Regions from separate parts of the Homo sapiens genome. Here region 2 is linked to region 1. Evidence: read pairs that join two places in POLR2A ChIA-PET (ENCODE). Cell type or tissue: GM12878. All regions are shown on one strand. Each heading gives the region's core, and the rest is flanking DNA. Links, peaks and the distances in the headings are about the cores only.

Evidence for each region. Peaks named below come from ENCODE experiments on the same cell type or tissue, not always from the same donor. Only the 100,000 strongest peaks of a DNase experiment are listed, where the experiment ranks them.
Region 2: POLR2A ChIA-PET joins it to region 1 with 7 read pairs; 2 of 35 experiments call an interaction of 5 or more read pairs at or near these places.

What each region holds. Positions count from the first base shown.
Region 1 is chr1:100,073,425-100,081,392 of GRCh38, reverse strand. It overlaps SLC71A1 (solute carrier family 71 member 1), which reads right to left. Exons shown (of 12, transcript NM_033055.3): 9 at 4,116-4,228; 10 at 2,845-2,942; 11 at 734-897. Among named protein-coding and RNA genes, the nearest start is that of SLC71A1, 39 kb to the right of the region's middle. RefSeq lists enhancers at 3,512-3,661, 3,672-3,721. In GM12878, for the core only: no CTCF peak of the experiment used is centred there; DNase peaks (open chromatin) are centred at 3,682, 4,462 and 5,372; H3K4me3 peaks cover 789 bases; H3K27ac peaks cover 4,429 bases.
Region 2 is chr1:100,194,216-100,200,489 of GRCh38, reverse strand. It overlaps DBT (dihydrolipoamide branched chain transacylase E2), which reads left to right. Exons shown (of 11, transcript NM_001918.5): 11 at 4,068-6,274. The coding sequence ends at 4,235. It also overlaps the pseudogene RPL23AP90. Among named protein-coding and RNA genes, the nearest start is that of LRRC39, 19 kb to the right of the region's middle. RefSeq lists an enhancer at 1-393. In GM12878, for the core only: no CTCF peak of the experiment used is centred there; no DNase peak of the experiment used is centred there.

The DNA of each region.
Region 1 (7,968 bases), core at 1,522-6,521:
CAGAAACAACAAAAAACAAAATAAAATCAGGTAGCATACAGTATTTACTACAGTAGCAAAATAAATTACCATTTCTTTGTTTCAAGAAGGTAATTATAATTTCAAGTGACTGGAAGTGAGAAAAACACAGGTTACCAAGAAAAAGAGACCTTTGTTTTAGCCCAAAATTACATTCATTCTTAGCAGAAGCTTGCACTGCCAGTTTTGTGTATAGCCCACAAACATTCTTTTATTTAAAAGTAGTCTTAGTGGGTTGGAAGATAAGTACAGAACTCTGCTAAATAAGCCAGGAAACTGATGAGCTGCTAATATTGGCCAAAATGATCAGCATTGTTTGGCATTAATTTTCAGTTGAAAAGAGGGAAATATAGCAAACAGTGAACAAAGGTTATTTACCATAAGCCTGCCTTTTGTATGAAAAGTTAGTTAACATACACAACTGTGATATTAGAAAAGTTTCAAAAGAGACTAGTAGTAAAGAGAAATGGTTTGTTACATATGCCATTGACAAACTAGGTACTTAAAATTTTTCATTCTCAAGTGGAAAAAAAATATGCACAGCCAATTTTCACAAGGTGGTATGTAGAAGAACACAGTCCCTTAAACTCTGGTTTTTAAGCATTTTATCCAATCTCAAATAGAATCTCACATAAAAGCTTTCATGACCAAAAACCAGTAGCCTTTAATCTAGCCAAATGAACCATACAATTTGATCATGTTGAATGAGAATTACCTGTTCAAAGTGGTGCTGAGGGCTTGTGTTTGTTCCCAAGTCTGTTCCTGTTATTGGCAGTTCTTTAAGTTCCACATGGAATATGTAGAAAATGAATCCATAGAGGGCCGGTCCCAGACCATTGCATAATCCTCGAATTCCTGTTATCATTCCTTGAACGACACCTACATTGTTTAAACAAATTATCACTTAGTAAACTACCTGGTTTTTTTTCCCTACCTTAGAACCAGTACAAATATGAAATCACTTAATCTAAAATCAAGCTTCTTATCAGACACTAGCAATTTATAGCAATGTCATTAAAAACTATTAATATTTAGAAGCTATCAGCTCTACAAAGTGTAGTAAGCTGTCCTATGCAAACATGAGCTCTGATGTACCCATATATAGGTCTCACATAGAAACAAGTGGGCAAAACTACTTTATTTCCCTAGATTACAGCCTTCAAAACATGGCTGGTTAAAAATCAGTCACAATTTCACAACTACAAATGTTAAAATTTATCTGTCCCCAAGCAAGTACTTAAGACCCCTTTTAGTCAAAAATAAAGTGGGGGGGTCAACTGGCGGGAGTGCAGTGGCGCAAACTTGGCTCACTGCAGCCTCAACTTCCTGGGCTCAAATACCTGGCTAATTTTTGTACTTTTTGTAGAGATGGGGTCTCACTTTGTTGCCTAGGGTGGTGTTGAACTCAACTCAAGTGATCCTCCTGCCTCAGCCTACCAAAGTGCTGTGATTACAGGCATTGAGCCACTGTGCCCAGCCAAAATCACACTTTTTTTTTTGAGACGGAGTTTCACTCTTGTTGCCCAGGCTGGAGTGCAGTGGCACGATCTCGGCTCACTGCAAACTCCGCTTCCAGGGTTCAAGTGATTCTCCTGCCTCAGCCTCCCGAGTAGCTGGGATTACAGGTGTGCACCACGACGCCTGGTTGATTTTTTTAGTAGAGACAGGGTTTCACCATGTTGGCCAGGCTGATCTCGAACTCCTGACCTTAGGTGATCCACCAGCCTTGGCCTCCCAAAGCACTGAGATTACAGGCATGAGCCACTGCGCCCGGCCAATAACACTGTTTTAACAGCATTTGATTTTTGTTTCTCTCTTTTGGATCTTTAATTTAAAATGCAACTTGCTTTGGCCATAGGCCTTTCCTTCCTCATTTATCAACCAAGTGACAACTGCCACTGTTTTGCAGTGCCCCTTTTATCCTTATGACTAGACAAAACATATCCTTTTCAAAGAAGTATTTGTCATCTGTTAGCATCCCAAGAATTAAATGTTCCCACCAAAAAAAAAAAAGAGAGCATATGACATTAAAGATGTTGCTGTGTTACATATCTTCAGATGACTGAAACTATATGATTTCTTTTTTTTTTTTTATTAGAGATGGGAGTCTTGCTGTGTTGCCTAAGCTAGCTTCAAACTCTTGAGCTCAAGTAATCCTCCTGCCTCAGCTTCCCAAGTGGCTGGGACAACATTCATAAAAGGTCTATGAATATATCCCACAAGGTGTCTAGCACAACACAGCAAAAACTTAATGCTTAGTTAATATTCTGTGGCCAACATTCATCAGTAAATTTTTTTGAGACAGGTCTCTCAAGGTCTCTCACTGTGTCGCCCAGGTTGGAGTTCACTGGCCTGATTTTGGCTCAGTGCAACCTCCGCCTCTGAGACTCAAGTGATCCTCCAACCTCAGCCTCCCAAGTAACTGGGACTACAAGCATGCGCCACCCTGCCCAGCTAATTTTTGCATTTTAGTGATGGGGTTTCCCCATGTTGCCCAGGCTGGTCTCCAACTCCTGAACTCAAGCAATCTGCCTGCCTCGGCCTCTCAAAGTGTTGGGATTACAGGTGTGAGCCACCATGCCCAGCCTCATCAGTAAATTTTCTATGAACAGAACAGATAAGCCACATATTCTAAGTGAGAGAAAAGGGAATATGTATCTACCTAAGGATAAATACCCTAGAATCTGCTTTTCCTGTTTATATCAAAAGCAATTTTAAAAGTCTCTACCCTGAAGATATACTTATGTTTCAGTACATAGGAGACAGAACACAGGATTAGAACATTCTGTACTTTTAAATAATTATCGCTAGTTCCTATCAACTCACCCTGTTGATCAGCATCAGCAGTTCGTGAAACAAGTGCACTGACAGCAGGAAAGGTGATGCTAGACATGGCTGCTACTGCCCCAGCAGCCCACATCATCCTATAAGGAGAGCAGCAAAACAAAAACAGTAAATTCTTCTCCACTGTACCTGAAAGTCAAACTACATAATTAAGTAATTCTTACTGTGAAATGGCTGTAGAGAAAAGGAGAACTGAACTTGCTTACTAGGTGACTATGGGCAAGTCGCTTAACAATCTGACCCTGTATACAAAGACAGCAACTTAATTCACAAGAGTGCTGTGAGGGTGTAATGTAAAATAGGGATATCATGTTCCAAACTGTAAAATGTGCTGGGTATTATTTCTACAGGCAATTGAGAGGTTATATTGAGGATAATGTATAATATAGATGACGAAACATCATCAAATATTTCCAAACACATGAAGCCAACAAGTCTTTGGCAAAGTTCTTATGGATGGATTTGTGAAGATATCGCTGATTTGATCTAATCCTTAAATTGTAAAGAACAAGTAACTTGGATGTTCCTGGCTTGATGTTTAAAAGAAATGTTTTAGGTAATTTCAATTGTGAGCACCTCTTTGCAAAGGCTAGTTTGGAGAACAAATCATCACCCTCTTGATGCTTGCTTATATCCAAGTCCAAACAGAGACGAGGCAGTCAGTTGTTTGAAATATTAGTGCAAACCATGGAGTTCAGTGCCATAATGCCTGAGCACAATAATACTATCTACGTGGGCAGCCTGACAACAAGCGTCACTACTCAAGTCCCCTGCAGGAAACCCGACTGGTCAGAAAAGCTGAGACACAGCATGAAGCTGGCACCAAAATAACTGGATTGTTTTCACTTCTGGTTTGCTATCAGTAATGATCACTGGTTATACAACTTTCTTTTTCCTGACCAGAAAAACAAAAAATGTAAATAACTTTCAGGGCCTTGTTGCTATGGGATTACATACTTTTTCCTAGTAACGGACTGATTTAGATTAAATGCTCCTTAAAGATTCAAAAGCTGTATAATCTCATTCAAAAATTCAGCCTGTCATTTAGCTATAAAAGGTCACCTTTTTAATCCTCAAGCCATTCTAGGAGAACATATAAATATACAAGTGGCAGACTTATATTAGACACATTTTGAAAGATAAAAAGCATAGTATGAGACAGATTACAGTCTACCCCTCAGTTGAGAAGCAAATAAAAACACAAGGGCTAACACCAAAATTAAAAATATTAACATTAAAATATTTATACTTACCAAGGTTCTGAACCAAAGCCATACCATGCCAACTGTAATATTTGAAATCCTAGACCCAGTAAAATGGTGTTCTTATTTCCAATTGACCTCATAAGTAAACTCAAGACTATGGTCTGAAAAAAAAAAAAAAAGATTTATCAGAATAAAGTTTTAAAAAGTGACTTCTTTCAATCTACACTATAAAAGGACTATTGGCACTTTTCTACAATTTGGCTGATTTTCAGCAATAATTGCCCTGAATATGTCTGAGATCACTAGTCCAGGTCACATAAGCAGATGAAAAGTCCCTCTGCTGACATAGATCCAGACTGAGAGTTAGAAAACTGAAAGATAAAACTTCCTATTCAGTACATTTCTACTGAGGACCACTTAAATCAGTAGTTGAAAATGGAAGGGTCAAAAGTTCTAACTAATGATTTGGAGATCCCCATTACATAATAGCCTTAAAGCTTGTTTAGGTCCAAGTTAGTCTAAAATGCTTATTTCCACAACTAAAGAAAAACTAACAGAACAATGATTACCCATATATTATTTACCTAAGTTAATCTGTTGTTGAAACCATGATGCCTTTTATAAACAGTAAATTAATAAGCTTGATTTGGGATAAATGCAGTATACTATACAGCAGACTTTAGAAAAACAGCCTGGATCATAATCTTGGCTTTGTGTGGCTCTCAGCAAGTCACTTCACTTTGAGCCTCACTTTTGTCTCTTTGCAAATGGGGATAACAGCACCTATTTCAAAACCTTGTCATGGGAATTAAATGAGATATATTTACATAAAGTTCTTAGAATTGTGCCTGGCAATAATCAGCGGTTAATAAACAATATTATCAGTGGGTGGGTTTTCTTGTGCCTCCTTTTTCTTTCAAAGTCAACAAAGTTCAGCAGTGATTTGGGAACATTAGAAAATTTTTTTTTGCTATTCTAACTAACGTTTTTAATATACTACATAAGATAGCTAGTAAGTCCATAGACAAGTAAAAATAATTCAGGAAATCACTATTTTATGATGGGCTGACACTTTAAAACTCATAAAATATAAGTTTTGAATTCTTTAAATTGAGATGGCCACTTAAGAATTTAATCACAAATATGCCAGTGAAAAGCAAATGATTCATTCAAGGATTTTTGAGCAATTAGAACTCACAGCTTTCTTGTCTAAGACTTTCACTTAAATCACGTGAGTATAAGACTGAGTTCCATGTAGAATTATATTCTTCGGCAACCAAACCAGAAAAGGAAACTTGCCCAGAGCCAGCAGTTAGCTGAGAAAAACTTCAACTGAAAGAAACATTTAGGCCAGGCACAGTGACTCATATCTGTAATCCCAGCACTTTGGGGAACTGAGATGGAAGGACTGCTTGAACCCAGGAGTTTGAGACCAGCCTGGACAACATAAAGAGACCACATCTCTACAAAAAATTGAAAAATTAGCCAGGCTGGTGGCACACACCTGTGGTCCCAGCTACTCAGGAGGCTGAGTCCAGAGGATCACTCGAGCCCAGGAGGTCGAGGCTGCAGTAAGCCATGATCACACCACTGCACTCCAGCCTGGGTGACAGAGACCATCTCAAGTCACCCATGACTTGTGGGTGGGAACTGGTGGCCAATATTATAAAAAATAATCAGAAAGATTAGAAATGATTAGGATTCTAATTAGGGTTAGAAATAATTAAAAATGATTTTATTTGTGGACTATATCAGAGACTGGCTTTCAATTAATTATGAAAAAGGAAACTGTAAGTATACCCAAAGCTCTGTGGCCTCCAACTGTCTGAGAAGAACAGGGAACTATAATGCAAAGTTGAAGAACTTCTGGGAAACTACTTTTAAGAACATCCCGGAAGGTAGCACTTTCATCTAAAAAGCTGTGATTCTTTATATGGCTCTAGGAACTCACAGAGCAGAAAACATTTGTTCTCATCATTCATTGAGATGATGATAAGCATTACAAGGAAGAAATGCTGTTAAAAAATAGATTTCACTTAATGATGAAATCCCTGGCACTTCAGCCAAGAGACAGGACAGTGAAGAAGGCTGAGCATCAACTCCCAGCTCAGTGGGAACAGGATGGCATGGGCCAGCCATGTACCCTGGAGCACGTGTTCTTTCAGGAATGCTAGTCTAAGAAAGCTGACACTTCTCAAGCAGAGATCATTAATATTACCAGAAAGTACTTATAAAATGCGGTCATCTCATAGCCCTTCAACCAACCCATCTAGCCAGTAAGTACTTATCTGCAGAAATGACTATCTTCCCCTTTGTGGAAAGCTGTTCTCAAAGAATAAATCCCAATTCAATAAAAAAGGCTTAGAATGCATTATTAGCCTCATTTCCTTTTTATAGATAAGATTAACTGGAGAATATATTTTCTTTTTCTTTTGGGTTTTTTTTTCTTTTGAGACGGAGTCTCGCTCTGTTGCCAAGGCTAGAGTGCAGTGTCACAATCTTGGCTCACTGCCACCTCTGCCTCCGGGGTTCAAGCGATTTTTCTGCCTCAGCCTCCCGAGTAGCTGGGACTCAGGTGCCCACCACCATGCCTGCTAATTTTTGTATTTTTAGTAAAGACAGGGTTCCACCATATTGGCCAGGCTGGTTTCGAACTTCTGACCTTGTGATCCAGCTGCCTCGGCCTCCCAAAGTGCTGGTATCTCAGGCGTGAGCCACCACGTGCCCAGCCTTTCTTTTTCCCCCCGAGATGGAGTTTCGCTCTTGTTGCCCAGGCTGGAGTGCTGTGGCGCAATGCTGGCTCACTGCAACCTCCACCTCCCAGGTTCAAGTGATTCTCCTGCCTCAGCCTCCCGAGTAGCTGGGATTACAGGCACGTGCCACCATGCCCAGCTAAATTTTTTTTGCATTTTTAGTAGAGATGAGGTTTCACCATGTTGGCCAGGCTGGTCTCGAACTCCTGACCTCAGGTGATTCACCCACCTTGGCCTCCCAAAGTGCTAAGGTTATAGGTGTGGGCCACCGTGCCCGGCCAAGAATATATTTTCTTAAGGCCATGAGATGAGTCATTAAAATTGGAAACAATGAGATACACCAATCCCCCTTTCCTGGGGTAACGTCCTATGTGCAGAATTACTGCAGCAGGCCCACTGCTGTGAGAACCTCCTCTTGGACTCCTTCCCCTACAGCCTATCTTGTGACCCAAAGCCCTAAAAGACACCGATACTTACAACACTGTAACTGGGAACACTGATTTTCTTCTTGAAGGCAGGAACTTTTCTCTTATTTACATTTATATCCCCAGCACCCAGTAAGTTCTTAATAAGTGTTTATGGAAAGCATGCATAATTCTAAATGTTATAATATTCTCAATAATATTAATAATAATGGAACAAAATACTTAATATATAAGTGTTCTTGAACGGAAAAAATTTTTGGTGTCCCTTAATTTAACTCTCATTTTGAAGATGACAGCACTGAGTCCCAAAGGTTAAATGACTTAAGCAAGATGGCATAGCTGATGAACAGCTAAGCTAACACTAACATCAGCTTTGGTTAGTCTGTCAACAAATATTTGCCAAATTCCTAATAAGACCAACTCTTATTCTTGGCCTGAAGACGCATGGGTGAGTAAGTCAAAGTATCCATCAACACACGGACTACCTTCTCATGGAGGAAAGATGCATATGAGCCTGCTTATTTAACAAGATATTCCAGGTTGTAGCTGCTATGAACAAAATAAAACAGGGCAGTGTGATGGAGATGCTGCTTAAACCAGGATCCAGGGAAGGCCTTTTGAAGTGAGAGCTCACTAAGGGGAGAGACCTAGTTATGCAAAGATCTGGGGAAAGAGAACACCCCAAGCAAGGCTGACAGCAAGTGCAAAGGCCCTGGACTGAAA
Region 2 (6,274 bases), core at 1,151-6,150, 120 kb before region 1:
TTCTGCTGAAGCTGCGCCCACAGCCACCCCTTCCCCCAGGTGCTCTGTCCCAGGGAGATGGGAGTTTTATCTATAAGCCCCTGACTGGTGCTGCTGCCTTTCTTTCAGAGATGCCTGCCCAGAGAGGAGGAATCTAGAGAGGCAGTCCGGATACAGTGGCTTTGCTGAGCTGCAGTGGGCTCTGCCCAGTTCGAACTTCCCTGTGGCTTTATTTACACTGTGAGGGGAAGACCGCCTACTCAAGCCTCAGTAATGGCTGACACCCCTCCCCCCACCAACCTCCAGCATCCCAGGTCGACTTCAGACTGCTGTGCTGGCAGCGAGAATTTCAAGCCAGTGGATCTTAGCTTGCTGGGCTCCGTGGGGTTGGAATCCACTGAGCAAGACCACTTGGCTCCTTGGCTTCAGCCTCCTTTCCAGGGGAGTGTCTCTCACAGTTCTGTCTTACTGGTGTTCCAGGCATCACTGGGGTATGAAAAAAAAAACAAAACTGCAGCTAGCTTGGTGTCTGCCCAAACGGCCTCCCAGTTTTGTGCTTGAAACTCAGGGCCCTTGTGGAGTAGGCATCCGAGGGAATATCCTGGTCTGTCGGATGCAAAGACCATGGGAAAAGCATAGTATCTGGGCTGGATAGCACCATCCCTCACAGCACGGTCCCTCATGGCTTCCCTTGGCTAGGGGAGGGAGTTCCCTGACCCCTTGCGCCTCCCAGGTGAGGCGACGCCCCATCCTGCTTCTGCTGGCCCTCCATGGGCTGCACCCACTGTCTAACCAGTCCCAATGAGATGAACCGGGTACCTCAGTTGGAAATGCAGAAATCACCTGCCTTCTGCCTTGGTCTCACTGGGAGCTGCAGACCGGAGCTGTTCCTGTTCTGCCATCTTGCCTGGGAATCCAAAAACCTATTACTTCTTCCTAAGAGCTAGGCCGGCACTTCTGGTGGCTGCCTCTGTGTGTAATAAATGGTGGCGATCTGGGTTGTTTCTGTATGGATCAACCATTGTGGATTATGCCAGGCACAGATATTGAGTCTTAATGAATAATCACAAATATAGCCAATCTACTTCTATCAAAATATCTTTATTTCATTATACCAAAGAATAATAGAAAACCAATTGAAAATGTTATTTTAAACAAAGTGAGACTCATTTAGAGCATTCTTTGCTCAGGAATCACTGGGAGTGTTAGTTAAAAGCGCAGATTTCTTTACCTTAGGGGCAGAACCCTCCGAACTTAAATTTTGAACAGGAACCCAAATGAGTGCAAAAAGGTGATCGGTGACCATGGTTTAGAAGACACTGACTTAGAATAAGGGTTGCAGTGATTCTTCACCCTGGCTACATGTTAGAATCATACGGGAGCTTGAAAAAAATTATGGCCAAGCTCCCCCTCTACCAGCTGAATTGGAATTTTGGGGGATGGGACTTGGGTACCCCCTATTAATTCAGGGTTGAGGACCACTGAGGCAAATAAGCTCCTGGATACCACTTCAATACCATGTTTATTAAATGTCATTGTCACTACATTAAGAAGAGTGTGTTTTAAGAAGAGCCTTTCTTTTCTACACTTATAATGCTTCCATGTTGAACATCTCTGGGACTTGTCCTCATGAGTTTATTCCTTGCGTGTTGGAACCCTCACAAATTCTTTCCTTCAGCCTTTGATTTGCTTTCTAGCAGATAGTAAATTAGCATCTAAGTCATTCCCCCTTCCTGGCATCCACTTTCCCTTCTGGCAAGCAGAGGAGATAGGGAGAAAAAACAAAAAGACACAGTATGTCACTATTTCCAAATCAGTTCTCTGAGTTATAACTTCTCTCTATCACTCATTCTCTTTTCCAACAAGAATTCAACATTTGATTCTCACAAAATTCTGGCTTCCTGCAGTTTCCAAACCATTATACCTGTTTGACAAAATTTTGTGTTCTCTTTCCTTAAAGAGATTATCTTCTTCTGAATTATATGTGTATATGTATATAATTGTGGTAAAATATATAAACATAAATTGACCATTTAAACCATTTTTAAGTACATTGTTCAGTGGCATTAAGTACATTTACATTGTTTGCCACCATCACCACCATCTGTCTCCAGAACTTTTTCATTATCCCAAACTGAAACTCTGCACTTACTGAGTAATCTCTCCATTTCCCCAGCCTTTGGTAACCACCATTCTATTTTCTGTCTCTGTGAATTAATTGGACTATTCTAGGTACCTCATGTAAGTGGAATCATACAGTATTTGTCCTTTTGTATCTGGCTCAAGGTTCATTCATGTAGCATGTATCAGAATTTCATTAATTTTTAAGGGTAAATAGTATACTGTTGTATATAAATGTATGCCATGTTTTGTTTATACATTCATCCATCAATGAATATTTGGATTTTTCCATTTTTTGGCTCTTGTGCATAATGGTGTTATGAACAAATGAATATTTGATTTATAAATATCTGTTCAATAGATATATTTTACAGAATCATTTTATCCATGGTTTTTTCAAGCCATGAAGTGTAGTTCTTAGAGTAGAAATCTTATTCCCTTAAAATAATATTTGTGGGGTAGGGACAAATAGTATTTAATTCCTTTCTCCCTTTGTGTCATCTTTCCTTTGCTATTTTGTTTTCATTATAGAATTTTAATTCCTTCTTGCTAAATTGTTTAAGTCATTAAGTCTTCCATGTTACTCAATTCTCAGTATTCGTTTTCCTTGACCTACTAGTTGACCTTGAGATGACTGATCAATCCAACCTCTTTGGAAAACTTTCTTAATATTGACTTGCAGAATACCTGGCCATTTTGGTTTTCCTCCTATGTCACTGCCTATTCCCTCTAAGTCTCCTTTACCCATACCTCCTAATGTTCCTAATCTCTGCACATGGAAGCACCCCAGGATTCAGTTCTCACCGCTTTTCTTTATCTGATCTTTCAATACCATTTATACACTGATGACTCCCAGGTTTATATCTCTAGACTGGACCTCACTTTTGAACTTACTCTTATATCTTGCTTGGATGTATAAAGGCATCTTGAATTTTAACATGTCTAAAACTGAGCTCCTGCTCCTTTCCTCACTGCCCCCCACCATCAGACCTGCTCCTCCTAAAGTCGTCCTCTTTCAGTGAATGGCCAATCTGCTCAGACACTTTGAAGGGCTTCTCATCTCACATAGAATCAAAGACAAGTAGTTGCAGTGGCCTACATGGCTTTACACAGATGCTACTCAGTGTGCTCAAGGATCCACATCTGGCTGTGACTGTTGTATCCCAGCCATGAGGAGATCAGTATAGAAAAAGAGAGTAGAGCTTAGAAACTTTTATAGCAGTTTGACAGCATGATTTTATGTCTATTGAATCTAATAATAAGTTGGGGCTTATATTTTGTCTACATTTTTTTTGATAGTGAAAAGATATATATTTAGAATTAGCTGGGTTCATTTTAGATGATCCCAATTTTGTTGGCAATATCCAAAGCATTGTAATCAGGAGCTAATGGAATATATGCCTTCCTCTCTCCGGGCCTGATCAAGGTGTTGACCTTGGCCGCATCAGTGTCATAGAGCTTCCAGCCTGTTTGATGTGGTGCTTACTAGCTTTAATATCCACAAAGAACACAAGCATGTTGTTGTCCTGTCTTCTTCCTGGCCAACTCAGTGGTCAGGGGAACTTGATAATGGCTTGTTTCCTCACTGCCTTCAGTGAGGAAGCCTTATTTAATTGTCTGTCTCTCCCCAGAGCCTAGAAGAATACTTGGCACATAGTGGGTATACAGTAAATAATTATTAAATATTTGAAATCTGAGATGAAAGTTAATGAATGTAGGTATGGGAATTGTACAAGGGATAGGAAGTACCTTGGAGAACTTCTGTAAGCTCCAGGCATATACTCAAAGATGGGAAGAGTAGGAATCAGCATTTTCAAAAGTCATTGGGGATGCCCATTTTTTTCTGTACTGTACAGGAAGAAGGGTTTGCCTGATCTTACACCATTGTTAGAGCTTGAGCTCTGAACAAGTGAAGGTTTACTCTTTGTTCTTTTTTTTTTTTTTTTTTTTTTTTTTTTCATTTCTAGGCCATTCCCCGATTTAACCAGAAAGGAGAAGTATATAAGGCACAGATAATGAATGTGAGCTGGTCAGCTGATCACAGAGTTATTGATGGTGCTACAATGTCACGCTTCTCCAATTTGTGGAAATCCTATTTAGAAAACCCAGCTTTTATGCTACTAGATCTGAAATGAAGACTGATAAGACATTCTTGAACTTTTTGAGCTTCCAAAGAGTATGTAAACCCTAGCTGTGCCAGCACATGTTCATCTTTACAATTTATATTGTAAATGATTTGTATCGTATGATTAAGGATCTAAGGCACAATATTTGTCACTGTTCTATTAGACTTTTTACTGAAAATGAATAATGGTGTAATGGTTCTCCTGGGGCTGTCACATTTTATAGGTCAGAGTGTGACTTCTTAATATGGTGCTGATGTTTTTGTGTCAATGGCTTGAAACTGGCAAGATTAACAAAATTAGGCCGGGCATGGTGGCTCACGCCTGTAATCCCAGCACTTTGGGAGGCCCAGGTGGGCGGATCACCTGAGGTTAGAAGTTTGAGACCAGCCTGGCCAACATGGTGAAACCTGGCCTCTACTAAAAATACAAAAATTAGCCGGGTGTGGTGGTGGGTACCTATAATCCCAGCTACTTGGGAGGCTGAGGCAGGAGAATCGCTTGAACCTGGGAGGTGGAGGTTGCAGTGAGCTGAGATCGTGCTATTGCACTCCAGCCTGGGCGACAGAGCAAGACGCCATCTCAAAAACAAAAAAACAAAATTCATGTTACTAAAAGACAGGTAGCCATATACAGACAGTATATGCCCTATTTTTTTTAACTGACTCTTAATGAAACTTTAATTTTACTTAATTAAGAAATGGAATTTATATACAAAAATATTTTCCATTTCCGTTATTATGCTAATTGTTGTATGAAATAAGTGCAATTATACTTCTCTTTTGAGATATCCAAGAGTATATTCTTGCTCTGTATAGAGAATATCATCTGATAGTGTCTTATTTATATTAATTAATGTCTTTGAAAAGGGAAAAGTATAAACTGGCCTTAAAATTGTCCAATTATAGTTTTATAACCAGTCTATTAAAGGTGTTTGTTTAAAATGGATATAGTTTTAGATTTGTGGTAATGCTTTGGTATTTTCTTGGGGAAGACCTTCACCTTTGCAAACTTCCCTCATGTAAGGAAGGTACTTTAAATGTAGCAGCCACTGACATTTCTTTTTTTAAAAAAAATTTGAGAAGTCTACTTCCTTTTAACTTTTTTGGTCTTCAGCTAAAAAATAGGATAAGAAATTAAGGTCTATTCCATTCTCCATATCCTGGGTAAGAATGTAAATAAGAGGAGAAGGAAGAGTCTAATAGTAATTATGGATATAAAAAATAAGAAATTTTGTATAGAAATGAAGGTTTCATAATGATCATTTTGTTAAAGGTCTACTTTAATCAGAAATAGCAACGAGATGAATGTATCCAACATTTCAATTTGCATTCGGAAATCCATGTTGTTTCTAATATTGTCCAGTTGAAAACTGTATGCCAAAATTAGTTGTTTAAGTGAAGTTTTGTGACAGAAAAAAGGTTGTTTTAATATCTACTTGGTTTTTCTCAAAATGGAAATAATTTTAAAATCAGGAAAGAATAAATCAGCCAGGTGTGATGACTTGTAACTGTAATCCCAGTTATAGGGGAGGCTGAAGCAGGAGGATCACTTGAGGCCAGGAGTTTGAGACCAGCCTGGGCAACATAGTGAGATCCCATCTCAAAAAACATTATTTTTAAAATTAGCCTGGTGGCTCACGCCTGTAATCCCAGCACTTTGGGAGGCCGAGGTGGCCAGATCACCTGAGGTCAGGAGTTCGAGACCACCCTGGCCAACATGGTGAAACCCCATCTCTACAGTTTTGTAAAAATACAAAAAATTACCTGGGCCTGGTGGCACACGCCTGTAGTCCCAGCTACTTGGGAGGCTGAGGCAGGAGAATTGCTTGAGCCCAAGAGGTGGAGGTTACAGTGAGCAGAGATCACACCACTGCACTCCAGCCTGGGTGGCAGAGCAACACTTTGTCTCAGAAAAAAAAAAAAAAACCAAAAAGCCAAGTGTGGTGGTGTGCACCTATAGTCCCAGCTACTCAGGAAGCTGAGACAAGAGGATCAATTGAGCCCAGGAGTTCAAAGCTGTAGTGAGCTGTCATTGTGCCACTATCCTCC